Linked DNA regions of Homo sapiens: all the other regions are linked to region 1. Evidence: chromatin loops called from intact Hi-C (ENCODE). Cell type or tissue: dorsolateral prefrontal cortex. All regions are shown on one strand. Links, peaks and the distances in the headings refer to the core of each region. The heading gives the core; the rest is flanking DNA.

Region 1 (10,251 bases), core at 1,518-9,517:
AGAGAGAAAGAAGTGTAATCTATTTATTCATCTGTATTTCTCAAAAAGGTGGGTTTTTCAAAATTCTACTAATTTTATCCCCACTTTACATTCCTACCTTACAGAGGCTGGGCCCTCTGTTCATCTTGAGCATCTAATCTGGACAAACTTGTAAGCTCTCTTAGGAATTCAAGGTTTATATTCTAAGCCAATCTTTGATCCTACAATATCTTTAGAACCTCTAATTGATTCTAAAGATGAAAAAACACTGTGAGTTGTGAAAACAAACCAGTTGTTTTGCCAGGGTTGTTAGGCTGGCCATTAAATATTTTAGACAGAAGAAGGAGGTTTGAAATCTCTGCTTGAGCTTTTTAACTGAAGCCATCTTCCAAGAATAAAGAGAGGAAAAGAAAAGAAATGGCTTCCCTTCTGCGCAGCTGCTATAGAATAACTAGAATACCTAGAAAGTATCTATGTGCATTCAGAACATTGGAGAGACATTCCAAACTTATCCATGAGAAAGGGCAGAAGGGCCTCTGGGTGGTTCTTTTGGCATGAGAGCCAACAATGCGTATGGGGAGAAGGATATTTGTTCTTGCTGTTTATAATAATAATGGCTAATAGTTATTGAATCCTGAATATATGCTAGATGCTGGTCTAGGCACTTTGGATATTTAAACTTACTCAATCTTCCTATCAACCCTAAGTGGTAGATAGTGTTCATTTCTTCACGATGATTACATTGAGAAACTTTCTGAAAGTACCACAGCTAATAAGTGATAGAACCAGTATTTAATATCAAGGAGTTTGGCTGTAGAGCAAGAGTCAGCAAACATTTTCTATAAAGGGCCAAATATAACTATTTTTTGGCATTGTGGCCAGCGTGGTCTTTTTCCCACCTATTCAGCTCCACTGTTGTTATCCTAAAAGAAGCATAGGCAATATGTAAATGAATGGGCATGGCTGTGTTGTAATGAAACTTTACTAACAGAGACAGGCAGAAGAGAGATTTGGTCCATAGTTTATGGGCTTCTAATCTAGAGCTCAGCTATATTCCTTTCCAAAATTAAAGTCTGTTTTTGCCATTAAAGTGGATGTATTAATACATGTGAGAGAGAACTTTTTGTATTGCCCATACCAAATTGTGAGTTTTTTTTTTTTCTTTTTCTTCTTTTCTCAAATACCTCATGATCCTAATAGAACTAAAATGAAATCTGGTGAATTGGGGCAGTAGGTCCACTTGTTTTACACACATGAATCTTCTGAAATTCAACAACTAGTCTTTAGGCATTCATTTCCTTGACTTCATGAGGGTGATGATGATGTATAAAATCCCCATTTCCTTTTATATGTTATCTATTGGCCACTCACAATTAAGGCTCTAGAACCACCTGCTAGATTTGTTTTCTGAATTCAATTTAGTCTCTACCAGTAGAGAGAGTATTAGATAAAAGTACAAGAAAAGAGCAGGTTCCTCAACCTGTTTAGGCTCCTTTTTATTTGTCCCTAGTCACCTGAACAGATGTGAAATCTCTGGAAGGGGCTGATTAATTCAGAAGGAGATGTAGGTAGAGCCAGGAGCACTGAACATAAAGTTGATAGTAGAATAATTAATACTAATAATTGACCTTTATAAATCACCTTGTGATTTACAAAAAGCTTTCCTCCATTCCTACTGATGACCAACCCAGCTCTCTCTTTCTATCCCTGAGTGCCTGGGGATTTGTCCTAATGGTATTTCAGAGTGTAAGGCTGCTGATACAATCTAATCTGAGCAGGTACTGGGACCTGTATACATTACTTATTCGTTCATTTGCTGATGGAGATGGAAACCCAAGCATGACATCAGTAGATCCACAAGACAATCCTTCACATCTTCTATCTCTTTAAATCTGGGTTCTTGCTTGTCAAGGAGAAGAAAAAGTACATTATTTAAAAGTGCACCTGTCACTTACATGCTTGGAAACATGTCACAGTGAATGGTGAAACATTATTAATTCCTTTTGCCTTCAAAGAATAATTCATGCACTTACAAGTATAATCTGCATCACAATGAAATATTTGGATGTAAGCGTAGGTGTAATTAGCACCAGAAAATCTCTGAAACAAGAGAAGCAAGAAAATTTACAGTTAAGTGAGCGTCATACATAATCAGTGTGCCTGGGAATTTAGGGGTGTGCTACAACCTTGTGTAGTCTTGGCAATTCTGAGGGCCAGTGAAGGGGAGGAATGTGACAGCTGTCTCCAAAGATTTTGAATATGCGGATGAGACAAAAGCTATTCATGCTGGCTTTGCACAGTCTATGCAATTTAGATTCTTCAATTTAGTTCAACTATTTATTGAGTCCCTGTCATGTCAAAAGCTCATATTTGGACATAGAATGATACAAATATAATAATAGTGTAGTGGGTGTTTCTGGTGCCTTTCCCAGATCTCCCTTACATGGTTGCTGTGAGTATAGGTTACTGTCAGCTCACAACTGCCCTATTCTTCGTGGAACTGTCCTTGGCCATGGGAGCTGCTTGGCCATGGAGGATACGTCCTTCTGTGCCCACAAAGGAAGGCAGCCTATAGCCAGTAACCAATGGATATGGAGGGTTTGAATGGGGGGAGGATAGAAATGGCTGGACCCATCCCAAGAGGGAACCAACCTTTTGGTGCAATTTATGCTTCAGACCTCCCTGTGGGATCAGGCTGAAGCTAGAGTTCAGCTTAGCTCCTCCCCCGACTCTGTCTTACTTCCCTAACTCCTTTCTTTCTGAGACCTCTCCTTCAGGTAAATCGCAGACACCCAAATCTCCATCTCAAATATTAACTCTAGAGAGCCCAACCTAGGATACAGTGGTATTATTTATCACATCAATTGCTAGGGGCAAGCATTGGCTAAGCCATTTGCATAAATGTCATTGGATACTTACAATAACTGTTTTCCTATTGGAATTGAGGCTCAGAGAGGTTAAGGGCCCAAAGCCCTACAGTTAGTAAAGTTGGCCTTCCAGGATAGGTCTGTGAGACTCCAGAGGACTCATTTTATCCTGCTGTCTGAGTTAAGTAAGGCACGTGATCATACCTGCTCCCTACCCACAGGAACTTACAGTTTAACAGGCAGAGAAAGCAAATGAAAAGCTATTATCAGAGAATGGAAGAAAGGTTATGGGGATCCAGGGGAGGGAGAGCTAGCATTCAGTTGGAAAACATGACTGTAGAGATTTTATCACATGCTTATACAGAGACCATGCTGATCTGTCAATTTTTTCAGCTGGACTCATGCCGGTGTCTAGTCTGGGGTATTTTATGCTTTGTGTTTGCAGAATAGTCATGCGGATGAGATTAGGAGGGTATGAGCATGCACAGTTATATAAGCTCCTCATACACCTGTTGCAGATAAAACTTCTGTGATCATGATGCCAGAGGATGCATGGGATGTGATGCCTCTAGATTCCAGAGATAATAGGAACAGGGTCTCAAATTCTTTAAGTCAGAAAGGAACATGATTCTTCTTTGCTATTGCCTTCTCTGAAATTGACTGCCTGAAAGTCATGAAACACACTGTCAATGCTCCTGTTCCTATCTTTTGGACCACTGATCTAAGATAGTAATAGTGGAGATGGAGAGAATAATGGAATGTGAGACCTATTTTTGAACTAGACCTGATAGATTTTAAAGACTTGCTCATGGGATTGAATGTGACTTGCATTAAACTCCCTCTCTATTAATTTCCAGTCCCTAGAAACTAATAGCCACTATTTTGTCTACAGTCCTCAGAGAGAACACAATGTAATCTGCATTAATCTGCAATAGTTTATTCCCCAACCAGGAAATGATCTGGGGAAAGATTACAGCCTTCTACGATGTTTCCCACACAGTGCCTTGTTCTGGAAGGTACTCACACTGAATAGAACTCTTGCTTTGGAAAAGTTAGTGCAGAATCAAACTCAAACATTTCTTCTCTCTACTCTATTGCTTTGGTTTTCCCCTGGAAATATGTGGTTTATTTTGTTTTTTGTCCCTTCGGAAAAGAAGATACACATGTATGCATCCATACAGCCCTAGCATCCTTAGAAGGACTTGAATGTTTTCTCCGAAAATCTCTTAGAGCAAAATTTTAAATATCAGAAAATAGTACTATTATCTGTGGGATTTGGTCTTTGTAGGGAAGATACATAATCTTCTTAATTATCATCTACAACATGAGTGTAATGCCCCTATGACTCCCTTCCTAGTATTGGTTTTGTTGCTGTTGTAATAAACTTACAGATTAATTTGGGGAGAATTGATGGCTTTATTATGTTGAGTCCTCCAATCCATGAACCTAGTAGGGATGTCTCCATTTATTGAGGTCTCTTTGATTTCTTTCATCAGCAATTTGTAATTTAATATACAGATCCTGTGTTTTTCACTTTTTTTTAAAAAAAGTTTGTACTTCAGTATTTTATTTTATTTCTCCATAACTTGTTGGGGTACAGTTGGTGTTTGATTACATGGGTAAGTTCTTTAGTGGTGATTTGTGAGATTTTGGTGAACCCATCACTGAGCAGTATACACTGCACCATATTTGTTATCTTTTATCCCTTGCGCCCTCCCACTCTTCCCCCGAAGTCCTCAAATCTCATTGCATCATTCTTTTTTTTTTTTTTTTTTTTTTTTTTTTTGAGACGGAGTCTCCCCCTGTCACCCAGGCTGGAGTGCAATGGCTCAATCTTTGCTCACTGCAACCTCCACCTCCCAGGTTCAAGCGATTCTCCTGCCTCAGCATCCTAAGTAACTGGGATTACAGGCACACACCACCACGCCCAGCTAATTTTTTTTGTATTTTTAGTAGAGACGGGGTTTCAGCATGTTGGTCAGGCTGGTCTCGAACTCCTGACCTCGTGATTCGCCTGCCTTGGCCTTCCGAAGTGCTGGGATTACAGGCGTGAGCCACTGCGCCTGGCCCATGGCATCATTCTTATGTCTTTGCATCCTCACAGCTTATTTCCCACATATCAGTGAGGACATACAATGTTTGGTTTTTGATTCCTGAGTTACTTCACTTAGAGTAATAGTCTCCAGTCTCATCCAGGTTATTGCAAGTGCTGTTAATTCATTCCTTTTATGGCTGGGTAGTATTCCATCATATACATATTATATATATATATATATATATATATATATATAAAAAATATATATATAAAAATATATTAAAAATATATATATACACCTAATATTGATTTTTAAAAAGCAAATACAATTATTCATTTCAAAGTGCCTGATAGAATAGTGCCTGGCTTATTCTTATAATAGAATAAGTGCGTGGCTAATTAAATGCAAGGACGTTTTATTTTTAAAAACAAATTCCTTTCTTGAAACTTGGTAAATTTTCCCTAGGCCAGATTATTGCTAAGTCAATCAATTTTACATTGTTGTATGTGGCATTTTCTGCTTTTTCTCATAGTAGAAAAGAAGTTCTTCCAGCATTGCCTTGCTCTGACTTTCTTAAATGCTCTTAATGTTTGTTGCAAGGATGGAGGATTACACTGTGCTCACCCTACCTGAGCAAATGTCTTCTTTGAACTGTGTCTAGGGACTGGGTAATCCACCAAAATGATGGAAGCAAAAGGTTGCCGATCACATTGCAGATCTGCTTTGTGGAGGGAAGTAGAGCAGCTTTTAAAAAATGTTTCTGCTTAGGGACTCAGAGCCAGCTTTTCTCCCTTGGACTTGAAGGGCCTCATCATTTTATTTTCCCCCCCAAATTATAAGAATCTGCAATAAATCTCCATCTAGAATCTGGTGTTGGATTTTTTTCTCTCCTATGTTCTAGATAATAAAAATGTTACAGTTTATTCAAACTGTTCATGTGGAGACAATAGTTTCAGCTACAAGTATGGGGAGCTTTGTGAGGAATAAATCCTATGTTTTCTAGAAAATTGTCATAGGAAAAAAGAAAAAATAACCTTTTAAAGGGGTTTTAAGAGGAATTATCTTTCCGAAAATTCCTCCCTGTCACTTATATGTGCTCGAGGTTAGTATGAATTGAGTCCTAACATATTGGAATTCAAAGGAACCCTGGAGATTTCATACCCTCCTTATTCACTTTATAGCAAGAGTAAAAGGGAATCAGAACTAAATCTCAAATTAGGACTCGATCGCAGGGCACCTGGCTTCTAACATGGGGTGCAGTCCCTACCGCCCCAGCTTGAGAGATTAAAAAGGGGCCTTGTGCCTGTCCTACCTCAACCTTCTCCTTTCATAGATGAGAGGGTAGGCCCATGTGAACTCAGATCTTCTGGCTCCTGGTCATGGTTCTTCTTAAATTATCAAATATATGGAATCGAAAGATCTTTCAGGAAGCAGAATATTCAAAAACAGAGTAGACAATTTGGGGTTTTATATACAGGAGTCTCCCCACCGTACTCATAATTGACCTTGAAAAAGTATGTTTGACTTGAAAAGGCCAATACTTTCTAAAAATAGCTGTAGTTTTTGTAGGATAGGTCAAAAACAGGCATGTACTCCAGCATGTGGCCAGTAGAGGGCGATCAAGTTAATACAATCTGAGCCGTGGGCTTTCAATTAATGCATGGAAGTGAATAAATAAAACAAAGAACCAAGTTAGTCTAAATGTTTTAAAACAAACCCTGTAATCAATATCTGCTAAATGGAGGAAACCAATTTTTCTTTATCTACTGTAGTCATTTACCAAGGAGTATTACAGAGTTGTAGCATAGCCTGTTACAGTTCCTTAATTAAGCCCTAGAAATCCAGGCAGCTTGCTATTCCATCATTGTCAGGGCTCTTGGTGGCCATCAGGTGGAAGACAGGCATGGAACTTGACATGTGTTTTTGTAGCACTTATAGCATTTTCATATTAACAACAACGAAAAGCTATACTCTTCCAGAGTGAAAGAACCTCTTATCAAATGTGATGGGGAGTAGCTCTTAACTCATTTCTCACACCTCCCTTTTCCTCCCTATTCAATTTTCAAGGACTCAGCAATAAACAAATCAGCGGTGGAGGATTCCACCTCCCTGGCTCACTCCACTTCCAGCATAAATCAGTTCTGCTCTTGATTAGAGCCATGGGCGGGTTGCAGCATTTGGAAACGGAATGAATGGCCCCGTGGTCAGGAAGACTTTCACGATCTTGAGTCACAGGCAAAATCAGTGTGGAGGGTGAAGGCAAGTGGAAATTCCCTAGTAATCCATTCGTTTGTGCATTTAGAAAACTTTCCTTAAACCCGTGATGCGGGCCAGCCCCTATAGCAAAATCTAAGAAATAAGCACAAGAAAGATCTTTGGCTTTACTTAGGAGCCAAGCTGGGTATTTTCTTGGACAGGAAATGTATTAAGAATACTCCAGAATTATCAACTTTTATTGAAAATTGACTATTATGTGCAATTATAACAGCTGGCATTTACTGAGCATTTACTATGTACTAGGGCTCTACTAAACACTTTTCATGCAATATTTCATTGAATCCTCATGACTTACTTCTTTTATGCTGTTTATAATCTCCTGATGCACAAAGGTGTTAAGTAGCCCAAAGTCACAGGCCTGGAGATGAGTCACTATGTCTCATATACACACACACATAAAATGCTAATCCACAATAAGGAAGGGCTCAATAAATGCTTTAGCATGTTAATAAGGTATCACTTAGTGGGACTTGCTGTATGTCATACAGTATGCTAACTTATTTCCATCTTACTTAATCCCCATGAACACTTCTGTGGAAGGTACTGTTATTATTGTCATTTTGTAGGTGAAGAAGCGGGTAAGAACCTTGCTCAAAGTAATATGGTAGTGAGTGCAAGAATAAGGATTTGAGGCCAGGTGTGGTGGCTCACGCACTTTGGGAGGCCAGGGCGGGCAGATCACGAGGTCAGGAGATTGAGACCATCCTGGCTAACACGGTGAAACCCCCTCTCTACTAAAAAATACAAAAAATTAGCCGGGTGTGGTGGCAGGCGCCTGTAGTCCCAGCTATTCGGGAAGCTGAGGCAGGACAATTGTGTGAACCCGGGAGGCGGAGCTTGCACTGAGCCGAGATTGTGCCACTGCACTCCAGCCTGGGCGACAGAGCCAAGACTCCATTTCAAAAAAAAAAAACAAAAAAACATGAGGATTTGAACCTGGGTCTGATTTCAGAGCTGGAGAGTTTAATAGGAAGCCAGTGGGTTTTGAAGCTTTAATGCATGTAGGAATCATCTGGGAGCTTGAATACAGATTCCCTGAGCCCGGGCCAGTGATTGGACCCTAATCATCTTACAAATCACCTGAGAAGCTTTTTAAAATTACCCATGTTGCCCTACCCCAGCCTAATGGAACCAGAATCCCTGGAAGCTGAGCGTCTAGACTTCAGGTGAGTCTAAAGTGCAGCTAGGCTGATCTTTCATCAGTCTGGGTGGCTCTCAGGAACCCCTTATTTTTTTGTAAGTACTCCAGCAAGAAAAGTTGCCTAAGCTCTACTGTTAATTAATCTAAGCTTTATCTAACCTACTGGGAGAAAAGAAATGGTTGTCATCCGTGCAGCAAATGATGAATCGACGGAAAGCCCTAGCAGGGCCAAGACTAGCGAGAGGCACCCAGGGCCCACAATTCAAGGAGTCAGTGCTTAGGACTTGGGAGAGGGTGAATGCCTCTTTAAGTCAGTACCCTCAGTGCTTCACTTGTTGTGCCGTGGAGTCCAGCACCTGGGAAACATTCCAGGAAGGCACCAAGAGAGGAGGAGAAGGAGGTAAGGTTGGAGATTTCAAAGAGGGTTGGATCTAGGGGTGGGAGAATGGATGCTTTGACAAAGTTCTCCCAGTAGTTATTGTTGTTTGTGCCCTCGTTTGAGAAAGACAGCTAAGAACAAGGCAGGAGGGCCAGGCACAGTGGCTCAAACCTATAATGCCAGCATTTTGGGAAGCTGAGGCAGGCGGGTTGCTTGAGCTCAGGAATTCAAGACCAGCCTGGGCAACATGACGAAAGCCAGTCTCCACAAATAAATGCAAGAATTAGCTGGGCATGGTGACGCATACCTGTAGTCCCAGCTAGCTACTCGGGAGGCTGAGGTAGGAGGGTTGGCTTGAACCCGGGAGGCCAAGGTTGCAGTGAGCAGAGATTGTGCCACTGCACTTCAGCCTAGGTGACAGAGCCAGAACCAGACACTGTCTCAGAGAAGAAAAAAAAAAAAAAGGCAGGAGGTGTGATGAGGGACCCCACCCTCCTTTGTATGGGAGCCAAAGGAGGAAGGAGCAGGTGCTGATTGCCTAACAGATGTCCTTATATTATCTTAAGTCCATTAGACTTGTGAGGCAGGTATTATTAATTTTTTAATTATCCTCATTTTATGGATCGCAAATGGAATCTCAGTAAAGTATGGTCATTGGCCCAAGGCCACAGAACTTTAGGTTCTGCAGAGCTGGGGTTTGAACCTAGATCAGTCTGGCTCCAAAGCCCGAGCTTGCTTCACTATATCAGTCTGCCCATGTGGAAACATCTAAGGTGTGAGGCAGCGCCCATGCCAGTGTGAAGTCATGTCATCCACCTAACCACCCAAGTGCTGGGGGGACTGCCTCTTGCGGTAAGGAGAAACTTGGGCTATGAACTTGAAACAAATGAGAGCCTTGGAAGAAGAAATGCGATGAACTGCACCCTTCATTTTGTGTATATGAATCACCAACAGTAGTTCCCAGCTTTGTGACTAAAGACAAACGTCAATGCCAAAATCACCCTAGTTCATCCTAGCTGCAGCATCAAACAGTCATGGCCACCTAATCCAGTAGGGAAGCTAGCAAATGTTGAGTTTCCCTAATTTAAGGGTCAGCAGTCTCGGGCACAGGCACAGACTACTGAGTTGCTCTGATTAGGAGGGAGCTTACCCAGACTCACTCTTCAGCAAGATTGACCAGCTCCCTGTGGGGGAGCAAGAATGAGATTCAGGTGACAAGCAATGGTATAAAAATGATGTGTGAACAAGTGCAAACTTGCCTCTCTGGCCTTAGAAGTCACTGTGGATTGTGCTGTGGACGACTGGGAGAGTGACTGGCAGGGAGTTGATCCTGGAGCAAGTGCCAGAGCTTGTGGTCACTGAAAAGCCTTAATTATCTAACCACAGGTGGTTCCCAAAGAAAGAAAACAATAACGCTATCCTCCTGCGCTAAATAGTGGAGAAGTCTTACTTAGGGCTGTGTACAAAAATTACCAGGGAAGATGGTTTTACAAAACACAGGTGCTGGGTATAACCCTCAGACTCTGATTCAAAAGATCTAGTGACGTTCTTTGTAGTTTCAAAATCTCCAGG
Region 2 (10,251 bases), core at 1,045-9,044, 810 kb after region 1:
GGAACTCCACTGTAGGGTAACAGCCATTGCTCTTACAGTTTGGCCTGGCTAGCCAAAAGGTGGCCTTCTTATGTAAATAAAGCCCCTTAAGTAATCAAAATCAAATATCTTTCCTTTTTTTTTTTCTTTTTCCTGGCCATTTTTCTCCCCTCACCATACCACCTTTGTGTGTGTGGGAAGGGGGGTGTTGGGGGAGTATGGGGGAATTGAAAAACAGCCAGCAAGAGGGGAAAAAAAAGGAAAGATTGTTTATTTGGACTACTTAAGGGCTTTATTTACATAACAAGTCCACCTTTTTGTGTATGTTGGGAATTTAGCCAATTCAGAGGGCTTGTTCCCCATAATTTGAAACTTTCTTTGGACTTGATCAAGTCAGATACAGTTGGTCAAACCCAATGGGAAAAAGGTTGAAAGAACAAAAACAGAGACAAACAACAACAAAACCGTTAAGCAAAACAAACAATTGCACAACTTAAATGATTACTGAGCACTCTAATGGTAAGGAGAAATGAAGACCAGTTGGTTGTTAACCTTAACTTTAGCCAAGACAAACCCCAATTCAGTTACTTACCTAGGGACAGGTCTCAGGCTGGAGACTGCTCTCTATTATCCTAGAAGCAGGAAAAAAAACCCTCAAATTTGCCTTCCCTGTTGGGAGCAAGCTCAAAGCCCTAAAGGAGTAACCTATTTGTCATGGAAGCAGGAAAACTAGCCTTCCTTGTGCTGGAGGAAGCAAATAAAACTCACAAGAAAAAAAGGAGTTGTAAAGCAAAATAAACTTCAGATCTTGACCAAATTTTGAGAGATCAGGGATTCTCTGGAGGGCGTGCTTCCAGGCCTCAGCAAATTGCCCTATTGGTTTGAGCCATCAAGACAGCTCAAGATGGTACCAAGCACCAATAGGAGATTTGTCAAAGGCCGGGAGGCACCTCCACTCAGAGTTCCTTTGTGGTTACCAAAATGTGAACCCTGAATATCTGAGACAGGTCTCAGTTAATTTAGAAAGTTTATTTTGCTAAAGTTGAGGACTTGCACCTGTGACACAGCCTCAGGGAGTCCCGACAACATGTGTGCCCAAGATGGTCAGGGCACAGCTTGGTTTTATACATTTTAGGGAGACATGAGACATCAATCAATATATGTTAAGAGGTACATTGGTTCTGTCCAGAAAGGCAGGACAACTTGAAGCAGGGAGGGGGCTTCCAGGTCACAGGTAGGTGAGAGAAAAACAGTAGCATTCTTTTGAGTTTCTGATTAACCTCTCCAAAGGAGGCAATCAGATGTGCATTTATCTCAGTGAGCACAGGGATGACTTTGAATAGAATGGGAGGCAGGTTTGTTCTAACCAGTTCCTGGCTTGACTTTTCCCTTTAGCTTAGTGATTTGGGGGCCCCAAAATGTATTTTCCTTACATGCCTCTGTCCCCCTAAAATATCTAAAATCAAGCTATAACCCAACCACCTTGGGCACATGTTCTCAGGATCTCTTGAGAGTCTGCATCGGGCCTTGGTCACTCATATTTGGCTCAGAATAATTCCCTCAAATATTTTATGGAATTTGACTCTGTCGCCAACTTTTTGTTCTGTCTGTAATCAAGTCAGATTTTTTAAGTTTATAGAATTTTGATACAGGCGTGCAATGTGTAAGAATTGCATCATGGGGCTGGGCACGGTGGCTCACGCCTGTAATCCCAGCACTTTGGGAGGCCGAGGTGGGTGGATCACCTGAGGTCAGGAGTTCCAGACCAGCCTGACCCATATGGTAAAACCCCATCTCTACTAAAAATACATGTGGTGGGGGGCGCCTGTAATCCCAGCTACTCGGGAGGCTGAAGCAGGAGGATCACTTGAACCTGGGAGGCGGAGGTTGCAGTGAGCCAAGATTGTGCCACTGCACTCCAGCCTGGGCGACAGAGCAAGACTCTGTCAAAAAAAATAAAAATAAAACATGGCAAGTGGGCTATCAATCCCCTCAAGTTTTTATCCTTTGTTACAAACAATCCAATTACACTGTTATTTTAGAATGTACAATTAAGTTATTACTGACTATAGTCACTTTGTCACTTTGTTGTGCCATTAAATACTAGGTCTTACTCATTACAGAGAAAAATTGGAAACATAATGCTTTGAACCAGTCTTTGTAGCAGGGATTGGGCTAGAGAAAAAACTCAAGTTTAAAGTCAGTCTAAACTACCTAGCTTATGTGACAGTTAATGGAGAAGCTTTAACATTATAGGGAACATAAAAAGTGTTTGGGAACAGTGGAGGACAGGGTGTGGAAATGTGTCAAGTTTGGCATGGCAGCCAGGCACCCAGGCCAGTGGTCCTTTAATAAGAAATGTACATTGAGGTGAGAACGGTGGCTCACGTCTATAATCCCATCACTTTGGGAAGTTGAGGCAGGCAACTGCTTGAGCCCAGGAGTTCCAAGACCAGCCTGGGCAGTATGGAGAAACCCTATCTCTACTAAAAATATAAAAATTAGATGGGCGTGGTGGGGTGCCTCTGTAGTACCAGCTACTCGGGAGGCTGAGGTGGGAGGATCACTTGAACCTGGGAGATTGAGGCTGCAGTGAGCCATGATCATGCCACTGTACTCCAGCCTGGGTGACAGAGCAAGACCCTGTCTCAAAAGAAAAAAAAGAAATGTACATTGAATGTACCAATGTAAACATATCTGTTTATGGCCGGGTGCAGTGGCTCACGCCTGTAATCCCAGCACTTTGGGAGGCTGAGGCAGGTGGATCACCTGAGGTCAGGAGTTCGAGACCAGCCTGGCCAACATGGCAAAACCCCGTCTCTACTAAAAATACAAAAATTTAGCCGGGCGTGGTGGTGGATGCCTGTAATCCCAGCTACTCTGGAGGCTGGGGCAGGAGAATCTCTTGAATCAGGAGGCAGAGGTTGCAGTGAGCCGAGATCACAACATTGCACTCCAGCCTGGGTAACAAGAGCAAAACTCCGTCTCAAAAACAAAAACAAAACAAAAAACCCTATCTGTTTCTAAGTTATCTCTATGATCTACAGTATGAATACATTATGTAACAAGAATACTTTTTTTTTTGAGACGGAGTGTCACTGTGTTGCCAGGCTGGAGTGCAGTGGCATGAACTTGGCTCACTGTAACCTCCGCCTCCCGGGTTCAAGTGATTCTCCTGCCTCAGCCTCCCGAGTAACTGGGACAAAAATACTTTTTACACAGCATAGAAGTTCTAGTATTTCCTTCCCACAATCTAAAGGGCTGTATCTCATACCCTTAAGAGTATGCAAACCCTGCTTTGTGGACCACTGATCTATGTCAAAATGATGGCTTTGGGACCAAGATGCTCAATCTCTTGAAACTTCAATTTACTTTCCTGTAAAATGACAATGTTATTTTCCTCACAGAGGAACGAGAATTATATGAGATTCTATGTATGTATTACTGATGTCAGCACAATTACAGCACCAGGGGGTCGGAAAGGCTATCCACATCCCCACAGCCTACCTTCTCCGCCAGCCTCCATTTCCTCCAGTTTAAAAGAATGGAAAATGCTTTGTTTCTTGTGTAATGACTTTGCAGATGCATTTAAGTATCATCCCAAGTAGCTTAAGAACTCTTCGAAGCTGTGAGCCAGCACCTGACTTCATGGGCATTTGCTTGCCTCCATCCCATCCTCAAACTGGAGGTGCAGATATGCCTACAAACCCTTCAGCTGGTCAGCTTATAACAGGTTACATATCCGTACCAGAAACACACACATACGCACACACTTAACGTCCATCGGTAAGGCAAATGACTTTTCACCTGGACTTTGTTTAAACAGAGGAAACGTCTTCGTAAGACTAATCATTCTTCGGTTCACTAACTATTAGTGAGGATGTGGGGGAGAGATGAATGGGATACATCAAAGATTTCAACTTGTCGATTTATCAAAGTATACCCAAGTACATCCTGTGTGGCTCTGGATGGCAAAATATCACCTCACAGCTCAAGATGGTTCCCCCCAAAACAGAGAGACATGAGCCACTTTCATGCTGTCACAGCAACTGCCAAAAGAGCATCTGTAAAGAATTTCATGGCTATGGATCTCATTTCCTTGAAGAATTAGCTTGGCACTGGTTACAAGGAGACGCAATGAAAGTCTGACTCGAATCCCTAACTCTCATTGAGGGGGAAAAAATATTAAACATTACAATACAAGACACAGGATTAGTAGCACCTCTGTAGAACAAATAGCACATCTGTCTATCTTGGAGATTAGAACTGGATTCTTTATTCTGCTCCTAGTAGTGTATAAAAATGATCTAGAGAGTTTAACAAAGAACAGTTAAAATTTAGACTCTGCTTCCATCATTTTCTGTAGGATAAGTTCCTATAAACTGTCACACTTCTGGGAACTGAAAACCATACGCAAAATAAGCACATATAAGGCTTGGTGTCCATTTCTGAAACAATTTTGCTGAAGCTAAGGACAAGGTGACAGCAAAAAGCTCCAAAAGCCTTGCCTTCAACTATTCATGTGATCCAATGCTGCCCTCTAGCAATGGGAGAGAGAAATAGCACTAACAATCCCACTGGTTTCAGGAATTCAAGGTTTTAGCATTAATAGTATTTACTATGGAAAAAGTTGCTGAAAAAGGAGGAAGTAGGGGAAGGGTCTCCACAATTAGATTGCAACAGTCCATCTCAACAGAAAATGTTCTTTTAGAAAGACACTGGGATAAGTTAACACAACCCATACCTATTGGACTGCTCTATGTCCTACGTCCTCTCCAGCTGACCCAGGAGAGCCTTGAAGACACGAAGGGACTCTCCACTGACCTGGAACCTATTACTTCACCGGGCAAAGCTACTTTCTGTTGCTGAAAAAACTCCCTCCTCCGCCGACTTCTCTCTTCCATGTTTTAGTAGAGGGTGGGGCTAAAAGCTATTAGACCTAACTTGATACTTCTCGTAACACCCGCCCAACCCCTTTAATACTTCCTAAATGCACGATATGGTGTCAGTTCTTCCTAAGAAATGTAAGGACTGGTCTCAAGCAAGGTTATATTATGATAAGAGAACTATGGAGCCAGCTGCCAACCTTGAAATACAAATTAAACATTTAAGTTGGCATAATGAACATTTCCAGGAAGGGCAGTGGCTAATAATCTGTAGGACAAGGCTACCAGGTTTACTATGGCTCCTCTTCAAATGACAATGACAAAGATTTGAAGTAATAAGGCCAGAAAAGCCTTTTCATTTCCAAAATCATCTTTCCTGGAAGACTTGGAAGTTCAAACTTCACTACGTGAGATTTCACTGCTCTCATATCAAGCCGACTGACCTCCATAGCTCAAGAGACTACCTGTTAGCTGATCCCCTAAAGCATGGAGGATCGATTCAGGAAGGGGGATCTATTCAGGAAGAGATCTATGCATCAGGGTTAGCTGTATGAGAAGTATGAGAAAATCTGCTTATATTATTTTTGGCTACAGACAGGTGTTTCCAATTTCTCATGTTTAGTCTTAAATGCATCCAAGTTTGTGTGTGTGTGTGTTGGGGGTGGAGGGAAGAACCAGATACACTTATTTTCAAACAAAAGCTGCCACATGTTTATTAAGACATTACTGGCTCTTAAGCACAGCTGGATCTATAAATCATTTTCCATATATTATCACATATTCAGGAAAGTTTCTGAGATGATATATCAAGACAGGCTTCTCTTGTGACTCAACTGGACCTGAGGAAAGAACAAAAGAAATTACATACCTGATTTATAGCTGCTGGTCATCAACAGACACGTACTGGCAATGTAATCTTTTGAGACAGGAGAGCTAAACTGCTTTCCCCTCCTTGCTAAAGCTTTGCCCAAAATGCCTGTACCTTTAAAAATCCTTTGTCCTAATTAAATCTATCTGCATTCTCAAAGTCCCTCAACATTCATTAATCTCTGAGGAGACCAAACAGTCAACTGTGATGAAGAGGCCAATTGCAAAGCTCAATCTCAGAACCACCACATCTCAGGCCTGAAAGGACACCATGAGAAGGGAAGGATGTTCTATGGTTTTAAATATTGGGCAGCAGAACTAATGGCCAGCCCCATTATCTAGCTCTGTGAAACAGAGCAAGCTGCTAATCTCTCAAGAAACATATATATAATAAGAGGATTCAAGCTCATACAAGCTATAGCTATATCTGAAGACCCATCTCTCTGTGTTATTAAGTCTTTTGTGGATTAAACATGTTCAGTAATTACAATTTTGATGAGAATTATTGAATGCAACATTAGAGATCAGACCTCAGAAGAACCGAGCCAGATTGCTGTGATTTGGGATAAGAAAGGAGGGTCCAACTTCAGCTAGACAGTTCCTGATCTACTTCCAACCCACCCCTCTAAATAAAGATGCAGTAACTTAGGGGTAGAGAAACAAAGCTCAGCTAATGTGCTGCTTCCACCAACTGACAGCAATGGGTGTATCTTAAAACCTGCAGAATTTGTAAGAAAAGGGTTTTCTTACTTCAAATAGTCTCTTTAGAAGTCTGAGTAATGGTGCAACCTGGAAAAGTAAAAAATAAGTCATCTGAACAACTTTGTAATTACCCACAGTGTTTTCAATTAGATCACAGAAGGGCACTTAGGAAGATTTTAGTGGGAAAAATATGTAATCACAATCATTCACACCAGGCAGTTAGGTTCAGACTCCTCAATCTGACATTCTGGAGGATCTGAACGCCTCAGATTTTAGGTAACATGAGTAGGCTTACTCCAAAGTTTCACATGGGGGGTCTATGAAATACCTGATCAGACATAAACAATAAAAATGTCATCAGTCAATTCCAGTCACTGGTATAGCTAGAAACAGTGTCATTCTAAAGAGCAATGCTCTGGTGGAAAATCTAATGGCCTTTGGGTCTTAGAGAAAAAAAAATTTCACTTATAAAAATACCAAAGGATTTGGAAGAAAATTCTAAGTGCAATAAGAATCTGCATCCTTTTATAAAATACAAACTGAAACAGAACCACTCCAAATCTGATCTGAAATGAGACTGATGAAATTATCCTGGTATAACCTGTTTTCCTTTCAAAGTAAGTAGAACTGTAAACCACATTATTGTCTGGTATATTCTCCTTTCACAACTATTTCCTCAAAACCAATTTACATTCCTCCTTTTCTTCACTCCAGATTTTAGTCCGTTTTGAAAGCAGGAATTCCCTAAAGCATACAAACATAAACACAGGGTTCTATGTAGCATTCACTACCAACACAAGGAGCAAGGCAAGAGGGCTGTGATTTACATCACAAGTTTTCTACTGAAAGCTCTTTAGTTCTCCCTAAAGATCCACCTTGTCACCTATATCTTCTAGCAATGATGCAATTAGGTTTTGTTTGTTCCTGTTTTATAGCCAAGTATGTTGGGTACAGAAAAGAACCTGGACAGCGCATATAAGTTTTGGTTATCTTTGTGGTTAACACCCTTATTTACAGCTTACAGCTACAGGGAAAGAAACACCTTTTAAAAAGAAATCAATTAAATCTAGTGGAGTAAACTGAATTATTAAATCAGCAAAAGCTAATCTAAACATAAGGCACGAAGAAAGTGGAAATATTATTAAAGTGGCTTTTTCTCAATTTGACATTCTCAAAATAGTGCTTTCCAAAAAATATATATATTCCCCAGGTGAAGTTTCCTGCTAGTGACATTTTATGGTAGAAAATTACCCAAAGTACTGCCCAAGGTTATTTATAGATTCAATGCCATCCCCATCAAGCTACCAATGACTTTCTTCACAGAATTGGAAAAAACTACTTTAAAGTTCATATGGAACCAAAAAAGAGCCCGCATAGCCAAGTCAATCCTAAGCCAAAAGAACAAAGCTGGAGGCATCATGCTACCTGACTTCAAACTATACTACAAGGCTACAGTAACCAAAACAGCAGGGTACTGGTACCAAAACAGAGATATAGACCAATGGAACAGAACAGAGGCCTCAGAAATAATGCTGCATATCTACAACCATCTGATCTTTGACAAACCTGACAAAAACAAAAAATGGGGAAAGGATTGCCTATTTAATAAATGGTGCTGGGAAAACTGGCTAGCCATATGTAGAAAGCTGAAACTGGGTCCCTTCCTTACACCTTATACAAAAATTAATTCAAGATGGATTAAAGACTTACATGTTAGACCTAAAACCATAAAAACCCTAGAAGAAAACCTAGGCAATACCATTCAGGACATAGGCATGGGCAAGGACTTCATGTCTAAAACACCAAAAGCAATGGCAACAAAAGCCAAAATTGACAAATGGGATCTAATTAAACTAAAGAGTTTCTGCACAGCAAAAGAAACTACCATCAGAGTAAACAGGCAACCTACAAAATGGGAGAAAATTGTCGCAACCTACTCATCTGACAAAGGGCTAATATCCACAATCTACAATGAACTCAAACAAATTTACAAGAAAAAAACAACCCCATCAAAAAGTGGGCGAAGGATATGAACAGACACTTCTCAAAAGAAGACATTTATGCAGCCAAAAAACACATGAAAAAATGCTCATCATCACTGGCCATCAGAGAAATGCAAATAAAAACCACAATAAGATACCATCACACACCAGTTAGAATGGCGATCATTAAAAAGTCAGGAAACAACAGGTGCTGGAGAGGATGTGGAGAAATAGGAACACTTTTACACTGTTGGTGGGACTGTAAACTAGTTCAACCATTGTGGAAGTCAGTGTGGCGATTCCTCAGGGATCTAGAACTAGAAATACCATTTGACCCAGCCATCCCATTACTGGGTATATACCCAAAGGATTATAAATCATGCTGCTATAAAGACACATGCACATGTATGTTTATTGATGCGGCACTATTCACAATAGAAAAGACTTGGAACCAACTCAAATGTCCAACAATGATAGACTGGATTAAGAAAATGTGGCACATATACACCATGGAATACTATGCAGCCATAAAAAATAAAGAGTCCATGTCCTTTTTAGGGACATGGATGAAACTGGAAACCATCATTCTCAGCAAACTATCACAAGGGCAAAAAACCAAACACCGCATGTTCTCACTCAGAGGTGGGAATTGAACAATGAGAACACATGGACACAGGAAGGAGAACATGACACTCCAGGTACTGTTGTGGGGTGAGGGGAGGGGGGAGGGATAGCATTAGGAGATATACCTAATGCTAAATGACGAGTTAATGGGTGCAGCATACCAACATGGCACATGTATACATATGTAACAAACCTGCACAGTGCACACATGTACCCTAAAACTTAAAGTATAATAATAATAAAATAAAATAAAATAACCCAAAGTAAGATAATGAAGATGAGAGTCAAGATAAACAGACTAGAATTTATTAACTGTAGAATTAGGAATATATAGTATCTCTTCATACTGTCAGAAGTAGTTTATAGGTATCTCTGACTTTTAAACATAAATAATACCTACCTATACATCAGGGCCTTGCCCTTTTCATTCCCCAAGGCAAAGTATCCACTTCTCGGAGAAAAATCCATGGTATGAACATGAGAAATATTCTTATTTTTAATGACTGGGAAGTTTGAAAATACTGTACAGGAAGGAAGATGAACCTGCAGGAGATAATAAAAAACTTTAAAGTGTAACAACTGGGAGCTCATGTTTCTTAAATTGTAATCTTCACTCTATCTTCCTGCTGAAACATAAAGCTCATTTTGATTGTAGCACACAAGAAAGTACAGTCTATTAGTGCAGCAAAGTGTTCCAAAATTAAGTTTGATCTTTTTTTATTACTTTATTTTTATAGTTAAGAGATACAGCTGCAGTTTTGCTACATGAATTTCTTGCACAGTGGTGAAGTCTGGGCTCTTAAGTGTCACCATCACTCCAATGGTGGACAGGGGTGTCCAATCTTTTGGCTTCCCTGGGCCACAACGGAAGAAGAATTGTCTTGGGCCACACATAAAATACACTAACACTAACGACAGGTGATGAGCTTAAAAAAAAAAAAAACAACAACTCATGTTTTAAGAAAGTTTACAAATTAGTGTTGGGCCACAATCAAACCGTCCTGCGCCGTGGGTTGGACAAGATTGATGTACACTGTACCCATCAGATAATTTCTCATCCCCTACCCCTCTCCCATGCTCCCACCTTTCCAAGTCTCCAATGCCTATTATTCTACTGTGTCCATGTGTACACACTATAAAATTTGATCTTTAATGTGTTATTAACTGAGCAGAAAAGGAAGAAAGAGAAAAAAGCGTCAGTACAGCATCCA
Region 3 (10,251 bases), core at 1,115-9,114, 72 kb after region 1:
TCATCCCTGTCATTCCATGGTGGTCTGAAATGAAAGTTTCTTTAATGATTCTCTATTTGAAGACCTACATTCAACATCTCTAGAATGCAGAGAAGGCTTTCAAGGAAAAACAGAGAGCAAATTGCTATCATAGAAAAGGATATGAGGGTCCTAATACCTGTAATAAAAATGATACCACTAGTGGAAAACAAACATGAGCACTCATAAATAGAGCAGATATTTATGGAACCTGATATCAGGGTTCCATGTTTACAGATGAAGATGAGAGCCCATGTCTTTCCTCCAGGGGAGATGGTGGTTTTTCTGTTATTGATTTTGAAAGTGACTTGAGAATGACTCCAAAAAAAAAAAAAAGAAAAAAAAGAAAGGAAAAAGGGGATCTTAATTTTATAAAGAATATTTGTTACTTCCCAGCTATATCATCTCCAACTGATAGCCATTTGCCCACTCCTTCACACATTGTGTGTCTAGTCAGTGTCACCTTCTGAGAAGACCTGTTCTAACTCAGGATTGCTTGATCCTTTGGAATCTTCTCTGTACCATTTAATCAAATATCTCTTCCTCCTGTTTATCTGCTATGTCCTCCTGAATAACATAGAATGTACTGTATTATATATTAATAATTGACGACCATTATGAGGTCTCTCTTAAATCGTCTTTTATCTGAATTACAATCCTCTGTTGTCTTATAGAGAACATGACTTTCAGACCCTCTTAATGTACTACCCATTATTCTTTGGACAAACTCTAATGTGTTACTTTTACACTTAGCATATGATTAAAAGAAATGAATATTCTAACTTAAATATAGGGTGAATGAGTCAATTACTTCCCATGACAAAGAAATTGATTTCTATTAATGCAGCTTAAGGTGGTATTAGCTTTTTTCAAATGTGTAGAGATTTAATTTCTAGGTCTATCTGGAACTAAAGGTAATTTAAAACCCATTTATTTTCTACCCAAATGATATATGGGTAGCAGAGATGATCACAGGGAGCCCATTGGTTCAGCCATCTGTCTGGGCTTTGGATAGAGATTCCTGCTGGTTTCAGATCACTTTAAAAAAAATCAATGTAACTTTCATTCCCTGAATTAAAGCCAGGGCCTGCTGTTTAAGATGATCACTTCTCCCCTGAAATTTTCTATCAGCTTCTAGCTGACAAAAGGTGCTGTGTGGAATGGAAGTATTTTTTTAATCCCTGTCAACAGTGAGAATAGGAACTTAATCTAATATTTAGAGGAAAAAGTTACTCATCCTGGATTTCAGTGCTACAATAATAATACTCAGAGAGAAATTTGTCTAATACGTATTTGCTTTCTTGGAATCATATCAAGAACAAGAAAATAAAGATATTCTCAGATTCCTAAGAACCAAATTGTCAAGATGGGGGAGAATTAATCTACACTTCCCTTATCACAGGAATTTCAGAAGAGTAAATAATTATAAAATGCATGAGTTGGGAAAAATTTTAGAAATCATTTAATTCCGTTCTCTCACTTTACAGGTAAAGAAAGTGAGGCCAAGAGAAATAACAGGCCTTCTGACCCCTAGTCAAAATTTCTATGACACTATTTGAAATACTTCTTGAAATATACCATGTTATTAAAATAATTCGAAACAGGACCCAGAGAAACACCAAGTCTTAATTGCAATCATGTTTTGATGATTAAGGCAAAAAGGAAAGGATAAGCAAAAAATTGGCAAGAGAAATGTTTAAAGAGTGTAGAGCAGGGAGGAAGTCAGGAGTCCTATAACTTATTGTCTCTTAGATACAGAGAGTTGTTCCAGTTTTGCAAAATGCCTGCAAAATACATTGTCTTACTTGCTTCTCATCACAATTGTATGAGGCAAGTAGATGAGACAGATCTGATTTCTCTCCTTTATAAATCCATTTTTTATACACGTATCTGTTATTGCCTCAGCAGTACAGATGCCATTTACTAGATCAGTTAATGGATGCCAAGTCTCTATTTACATCTTGCTTTAGTGTTTAATTCAGTTTAGTCTTCTGTATTCTAATTCCAAAAAGCAACATGGTATCAGAATCCTGAAGTATTGTAAGAATCATATTCAATTTTGTACTGACATAAGCTGCTCTATTTGGGCAAAAATTGGTAGCCTCTCCAAGCTTCTGTGCACTCATTCTTGAAATGGGAACGATAACAGTATTTTAAAGTTTATGTGACGATAAAATTACTTTTGACAAGTGTGCCTAGTAGATACCTGGTTACTTTCCTCTTCTTCGTAAGCCGTCCCCTCTCCCACATCCTCTCTGTAAACTTCAGTTCTCTGTATCCCACTCAGTTGTTCAGTTTATGTGCATAACTTCTTAATTAATTTTCTTTTGCTTGTCCTGAATTATTTAGAAATGCATTTTAAGCATGATACCTGTTTCCTCCATCCTTTCAATACTGTTTATTGACTGCCTTCTGTATACCAGGCACTTGGATACAACGAAACAATTGGATAGAATACACACCAACAGAGAGGGAGTAGTTTTTCACCTTGAGGAATTGAGGAGGTAAATAAAAGGAGTGTAGGTTGTGAAAAAAAAAATGCTATAAAGAGTTTTGGGCCAGAGGATAGTAGTAGGTGGGCAAGATAATGAGGGTCTGGTATGGAACAAGAATCAAGCTTTAAGGTATGAGAGAATTATTTCCTTATTTTAGGAAAAGTTAAGGGAATTCTTCACTGAGGGAGCAGGATGACCAAAGGCACAGAGGCTAGAAAAGTCACGGTGTGTATTGGGAAAATACAGACTCTGCATAGTTAAGACAATCTTCATAAAAATGTCAGAGGAGTTGAGGCTGGTCTAGTGTCATCTGGGGATCACAGAGGGCTTGGAATGTCCTTGGGGAGAGGGTGAGAGTAAAGCTTTCAAATCTTTATTCTTGAGGTTTTTAGGAGGAGGGTATTTTGTTCATTATGGGGAGAAAAATTGCTCTTTGACTTAATTTCTGCTTATCCCCTTTTACCTTATATGCAAATATATATTTCTTTATGAAATGTACACAATGCATTCCACCTAGTATAAAGCAGAGGTCTAAGTTGCCTCTCCTGGTTCTAAATCCAGGTGTTACTCACTGATCTTTATCTTGCTTGATCTCTGGAGTATTCTATATTGTTGACTGCAACTCCTCCTTAAAATTATTCTCTCTTAGCTACTTGGATGCTGTCTCATGATTCTTCTTTTCTACTTCTTTTCTACTTCTCAATGCTGACTTTTTAAGCATTGGTGTGAACTCTCTTCTCCCTACATAATATTGCAGGGTGATATTTCACTTCCATCTATTCAACTGCCAACCCAGGGATTTCGAATTTGGGTAGCCAAGATCTTTCTTTTGAGTTCCAGACATTTCCATTTCGATATCCCACTGATTTCCAAAATTGACCTCATCATCTTTTCTTCAAAATCTTTTCCCAATTCTTGGTTACCACATCACTTGTCTTAATCATTCTCTCCTCCTTCAATTATAATGGAGACCTTAGAATGCCACTCTTCTGCCACTCTCTGCTCACTGCCCTCCCTGAGTCAGGCAGGGACTAGAGTCCTTCATTTTCTGGCCTTGCCCGCCTCAGTAGCTCCACCTGCACCTCATACTTTAGTTCATTAATGACTGTGAATGTATCATGCTCTGATACATCACTGGCTATAATAATAACACAAATAACAATTGCCCATATTTATTAAGGACTAATTGTGTTTCAGGCACTAGGCCAAAACACTATACATTCATTATCTTATGTAATTCACACATCAACCCTAGGTGGTCAGTTCTTTTATTATCCCTATGTTTGGAAGAAGACACTGAGGTTTTCAGGTTAAATAACTGACCCAGGCTAGTAAGTAGCAGAGCCAGAATTCCTACTGTGAAGCATGATGCCATGTTGCTTCTCTTATGCCTTACACAATCTGTTCCCTTTACCTGGAATTTCCTCCCCTCACCTGCCTATTTTTCCTGTTGGATGACTATTTATTCTTCAAGATACTCCAGGTGGCCCCTCCTTCAAGAAACCAGGTAATTCTCTGGGGTCCCAATGTTTCCTATGCTCCCAGGAGTCTTACATACTGTATCATCTATTATCTCATTTCTTCTACTATACTGCAAGCTTCTGGAAGGCAAGGACCATGTCACATTTATCTTTATATACCCAGAGCCTAGCACAGCACCCAGGATACAGTTGTAACTTTATATGTTATTTTAAAATAAACAAGATTTCGAATGAAGCCTAAATTCTTTTACTTGCTGTCTGATCTCACTTAACAAAATTGGATCAATTCTATTCATTGATCCAGTTTGGCCTCATTCTATTCAAGTATAAAATGAGAAAGTTACATTATAACGGTGGACACCCCCACATGTGGCCCCTGGCCCAGCAGCATCAACATCCTCTGGGAACTCGTGGGAAATGCAAATTCTCAGGCCCCACCCCTACCGAATCAGAAAATCTGGGGGTGGGGCCCACCAATCTGTGTTTAACTAGCTCTCCAGGTGATTCTGATGCATAGAATATTTGAGAACCCCTAGACAAGGTGTTGGCCAACTACAGCCTGAGAGTCCATGAGCCAAATCCTACCCAAGGCCTGTTTTTCTATGGAAAAGTTTTGTCAACTTCTGTACTAAATGCTAGTGAAGCAGGATACTTCCCTGACCCCTTCATGGGACTCACAACAGGAATGCCTCATTTACATAGCCCACCGCCCTCAACTCCTCATGGGAGAGAGTGCATGAGCGAACGAGGCAGGAACTGGAGTGCATGAGTGTTGGAACTGACTAGACACATCGGCACCAGCAGGAGTGAACTCCATGTGGGCCCCACGGCAGCATCCAGGTAGGGGTGCCTGTGACCCCTGAAGCCCCAGATGATGTGTTACAGTGCTCTTTTAGCACTGCCATCTGTGGATGGCTTAAATGTTAACAGCTCAGTGAGTCTTTTGTTTTTTTGTGTGAGGCAGCTGCCCTCTGCCAGCAAGGGCAAAGGGCCAGTGTGACAGCTTTTTGTATCTACACTCATGGCTCTTGGGCTCTTGTACAGCATCCAGGAAAAGTGAGGTCACACAAATTGAAGAATGGTAAATGCAGGAGATTTTATTGCCAATGAAAGTGGGTCTCACTGGGAAGGGGAGCTGAAAAGGGGACGGATGAGAGGGTAGGTAATCTTCCCTTGAAGTCTAGCCATCTCTGGCCAGATTATTCTCTGAAGTTACTCCATCAAGCCATCCCTCTGAAGTCAAGCTGCTGCTCTCTGACATCCAGCTGCTCCTCCTCTCTGCTGGCTGACTCTGGGGTCTTTATAGGCACAGGATGAGGCATGGTGGGGCCATGGGTGGTTTATGAAAAGGAAACATTCAAGTGGAAAAACAGCGATAGAATTTCTCACTTTGGGCTGTTGTTTCAGGCTTTTCAGCTTGAAGGTGGGGCTTCACCAGAGACTCACCCTTTTCTGGCTAGAATTTCTCTGCCTCCTGTCCCTATCAGTAGGATCACCAAGGAGCCTTCCAGTTATACAGTTCTTTTGTTGTGAGCCCAGTGTGATATCTCTGATTGCTTCTACCTTGTAATCAAAGTTAATTCTACTCCCCTAACCTTAGTTTCCTTGTCATGAAAAATGAGATTGAAGTAAGGTTATCATCACCCATCCCAGCTCTCCTGTCCTCTACCTACTTGAGCTGTGCAATACATTGTTTATTTTTATTTCACCATCACTTATTTATTCCTGTAGTCTCTAAGAGCTTTCAAACACTAACTCATTTAGTCATTGTAGCACTGTTATTAGCCATATCTTATAGGAAAGGAGTTGACACTTGGAGAGGTAAAATCATTCTCCCAAGGTGTCACGCACTGGTGAAGTGGTTGAGCTGGACTGGATTGGACTCAGACAGCTTGGCTTCAGATCCCTACTAATCTCCCCATAAAATAGAGGGGACTCCTATGTAACCATCCCCCAGCTCTATCAGATCTAAAAACCTGCCAATTTGTGTCACATTTCCCTCTTCTCTTTTAAGAAATAAAGATACAATCACAGTTAAAGGCAACTATGTACATCTTAATTGATTCTCTTCTTTACTTTTCTACCTAGATCAAACCACTGTCCAAGACTCTATATTTGCATTCTCACACAAGCTTTAAAAAACTTTGAGATATAATTGACATAGGCTGTACATATTTAATATATACAACTTCATGAGTTTAGAGATAAATACACACTCATGAAACCATCACCACAATCTATGCCATAAACCTATCACCTCCAGAAGTTTCTTTCTGCTCTCTTTATTATTTCTACTATTTTGTGTGTGATAAGAAAATTTTACATAAGATCTACCATCTTAGCAAATATTTAAGTATACAATACAATACTGTTAACTATAGGCACTATCCTGTACTGTAGATTTCTAGGACTTGTATATTCCAAGTGCGGATAAAGTGCTTTGTACCCTTGACTAATACCTCCTCACTTACCCCTTCCTGAATTTTTGTCAACCACCATTTCACTCTGCTTCTATGAGTTTGACTAGTTTAGATTTCACATATAAGTGATATCACGCAATATTTGTATTTTTGTATCTGGCTTGTTTCACTTAGCATAATGTCTTCTAGGATCATTCATGTTGTGGCAAATGGCAGGATTTTCTTCTTTTTAAAAGCTGAATAATCTCTTAGGAGTGCAAACCCTATTGTATATAATTGATCAAAAGAGATATTTTCACTTGCATGTTCATTGCAGCATTATGTACAGTAGCCATGCAAGCCTTTTAATGTATACATTAAACAGTTTGTAGTACTATTTCCATGCTGTTAATCTTTATTGTTATGGTATCTTATAGAACATATCTTTCTGTAGCTTGTTTTCTTTTTCCACTTAATATGTTTGTTGAGACTTATTTATTTTGATAGATCCATTGGGTTTTAGTTCATTTAACTGCTGAATAGTACCCTATTAAATGGATTTACTACAATTTATTTTTCCATTCTGCACTTCATGAAAACTTATTTCTAATTTTTCGCTATGATAAACAATATGCAATGAATGTTCTTTTTTATTCTTGGATACACATGTGGGTTTATATCAGGAATTTGACTTCCGGATTATAGGGCATATGCATCTTCAATTTTATTAGACACTTCGGTGATATTCTCCAAATTAGTTCTACCTATACATGGAGTATTAACCTATGCCTTTATGAGTACTTGGCATTGTCAGTCTTTTGTATTTTTTCAATATGAAGGGGAAAAATGAAATCTTCTAATTGTTTTCTCTGGGTTCAAATTGGTATGAGCCACAGTATCCAATTTTACTACTCTATATCTTTGTCCTTGCTCTTTCATTTTGTATGAAACATTCTTCTGATTCTCCACTTAACAACATCTATTTTTCCTTCATGACCCAACGCAAAAATTTCTCTGAAACCTCTGGTGGCCCACCTTCCTCCAAATCCATGTTGTAGTTGGAGTCATTGCCAACCACTTAGTAAGCCAAAAATCTTAGTTCTCTTGACTCATGCCTTGACGTATACTTCAATTAGGGTTCTCCTTTGTGTTTCAAGACATTTAGATCCTAATTAGGATAATGTTTATGTCAGTTGTCCTTGCAGAATTTTTGATGCTCCCCTTTCATTCTCAAATGTCACACTGTTTGGATAATGAATCAATGCTGACCCTTATAGGCTTTATTGGAGTATATTGACATCCCATGTTGGCCCATTTTTCTCCCTGGCAAATCTGAGATCTCTTAGACCAGTGATATTTTCAACGTGCCTGACTTCCAATATTTGCTCAATAAATGTTTGCTTCTAGCCAGCCACTCCTTTGTCATGCAGAAGGAAGGTTTCCAGTCATATTTTATTCTCTTTTCATGGGGCCCGACTTGGCCCAAACCCAACTTCTCCTTGCCAGAGAGAAGTGTAAAGAATGCTTTCTCTGCAGAGGCATAGCCCATTTTCTTATGAGCAACCGGCCAAGAGGAAGGTACCATGAAGACAGTAACTAAAGGAAAAGAAAGAGGCTGCTTTCTAATTTTACTTCAAGCTTTATTTAAGAGTGAAGTTTCATGAGATAATTAGATTAAGTCAGAGTGTTTCCAGCATGCAAAAAGAGGTACAAAGCCTTATGGATTACAGTTATTCAGAAAGCTATCAAGCAGACCAATGCATAAAAGGAATTGCTCTTCAAGGAAGATTCCTTGCAGAATGAAAATAATAATAATAATAATAAAGTGATATTGATATCCTTTGGTTGCCTTGGAAATACTAGTTCATCTGCTCCTGTAAGGTATTATGGTTCATCCCACTATATTAGGTTTAATAGAAAATCACATAACCAGCTATATTTTTAACCATGTCTGGGATTTAAAGCATTCACTGGGCTGTAGTGATAGTGGGTAAGCATAGAATTGTGCATTTTAGTTTGTGCATTGATATGACCTCCTTGGGTTGAGAGGGCAGAAAAGCCGGTGCTTTTAACTTACTCGATTTTTATTTGTGTGTATTAGAGATCTTTACTGTGCTCATGGCAGCTCTTGTATTTTTTCAGAGTGCTTTCAATTTCAAATTTTGGTCCCTCTGTTAAAATTCTGTATTGCCCTAAATATGTGGTCACGGTAACTAGATCTCAAAACTTTCAGGGAAGCCAGACATTCTCAATTTCTAATTTTTATCAACTGTATCTTTTTTTCATCATTTGATTTATCGATTGAGCAACTTATTGCAAAGGGAAATTTGGCGGAATGGGAGAAGATATTAGCATTAATTAAACACATGGCATCACCAAAGAACTGTGTGAAGAACTCTTTACTTATTATTGTCTTTAATCCTTGAGATGTTAGAAACCCTTGATATTTTTAAAAAATATTTTGGGAAACTCTACTAGAAAATGATAGAGCTTTATATGAATCCTTTACATGAACAGTCACAGAATCCCATGTTATTCCTATTATACAGTGGTGAATTGGTGAACACTACCTATAATTTAAAAGTGTCAAAATTCACAAGATTGGGTGCAGTTAAGTAAATGTGTTTGTGCTTTACCCGTTGGAGAGTTGGAGTCACAGCCAGGCACAGTGGCTCACACCTGTAATCCCAGCACTTTGGGAGGCCGAGGTGGGTGGATCACTTGAGGTCAGGAGTTTAAGACCAGCCTGGCTAACAATGCAAAACCCCATCTCTACTAAAAATACAAAAATTCGCCAGGCATGGTGGTGCATGCCTGTAGTCTCAGCTACTTGGGAGGCTGAGGCATGAGAATTGCTTGAACCCAGGAGGCGGAGGTAGCAGTGAGCTGAGATCATGCCACTGCACTCCAGCCTGCACGAGAGTGAGACTCCATCTCAAAAAAAAAAAAAAGAGTTGAAGTCATTGCCAACCACTTAATAAGCCAAATATCTTATTTTTCTTGACTTATGCCTTGATGTATACCTCTATTAGGGTTCTCCAGAGAGGCAGAATCAATAAAATATGTATGGATAAATGAGAAGAGATTTATTAAAAGCATTGGCTCATGTAATTATCAAGGCTGAGAAGTCCCATGATATCCTCAAGCTGGATACCCTGGGATGCCAGTAGTGTGGCTCAGTCCAAGACTGAAGGCCTTAGATCTAAGGAAGCTTATGACAATCCCCATTCCATGACCAAAGACCTGAGAGCCTCAGGTGGGGAAAGGGGTTGCTGCTATAAATTCTGGAGCCCAAAGGCTGGGAGCCTGAAGTTTTTGTCCAAGAACAAGAGAGGAAGAGTGTATCCCAGTTTCAGCAGATAGATTGACACATTTGCCTTTTCTGGACTTGGAAGAATGAATGGTGCCTCCTCATATCAAAGGCAGATCTTCCCCACCTATTTTACTCAGACCCACATGCTAATCTCCTTGGAAAAACCCCTCACAGACACCTAAAAATAATGCTTTACCAAGTTTCTAGGTATTGCTTATTCCAGTGAAGTTGAAACCTAAAATTAACCATCACAGTACCCAAGGACTGCATATTTAGAGCAGAGATGGAAATGGAATCCCATTTGTGCCTCCTGTGCTTCCATTTATGTGGGATTCTTCAATTCCCACAGGACTAAAGCAAGTTTCCTTTGTCAGCCTGAACATCCCTGTCCCACCTCCTCCTCTCCATGGGTGCTGCTTCTGGTTACACACTCTTTCTCCCTTTCATCCATTGATGTTATCCCACTGTTTTGCAACTCATCGTTAAGAGAGAAAGGTCAACAGGCCCTACGGCATGATCTTTAAAAGGCTGATAAGGTCAAGATA

Evidence for each region. Peaks named below come from ENCODE experiments on the same cell type or tissue, not always from the same donor. Only the 100,000 strongest peaks of a DNase experiment are listed, where the experiment ranks them.
Region 2: it touches region 1 in a loop (5-fold over the local background); 12 of 110 quality-filtered maps call a loop at or near these places.
Region 3: a loop joins it to region 1, with 2.5 times the contacts of the local background. A loop is called at or near these places in 3 of 110 quality-filtered maps.

Annotation. Positions count from the first base shown.
Region 1 is chr17:52,103,081-52,113,331 of GRCh38, reverse strand. The region is part of intron 1 of CA10 (carbonic anhydrase 10); the gene reads left to right. Among named protein-coding and RNA genes, the nearest start is that of CA10, 51 kb to the left of the region's middle. In dorsolateral prefrontal cortex, for the core only: CTCF peaks have their summits at 6,295 and 6,507 (motif pointing right); a DNase peak (open chromatin) is centred at 6,481.
Region 2 is chr17:51,293,235-51,303,485 of GRCh38, reverse strand. It overlaps UTP18 (UTP18 small subunit processome component), which reads right to left. Exons shown (of 14, transcript NM_016001.3): 12 at 9,441-9,583; 13 at 6,483-6,521; 14 at 5,553-5,704. The coding sequence ends at 6,497. Among named protein-coding and RNA genes, the nearest start is that of LINC02071, 37 kb to the left of the region's middle. In dorsolateral prefrontal cortex, for the core only: CTCF peaks have their summits at 4,298 and 4,503; no DNase peak of the experiment used is centred there; H3K27ac peaks cover 868 bases.
Region 3 is chr17:52,030,249-52,040,499 of GRCh38, reverse strand. The region is part of intron 2 of CA10 (carbonic anhydrase 10); the gene reads left to right. Among named protein-coding and RNA genes, the nearest start is that of CA10, 120 kb to the left of the region's middle. In dorsolateral prefrontal cortex, for the core only: no CTCF peak of the experiment used is centred there; a DNase peak (open chromatin) is centred at 4,979; H3K27ac peaks cover 561 bases.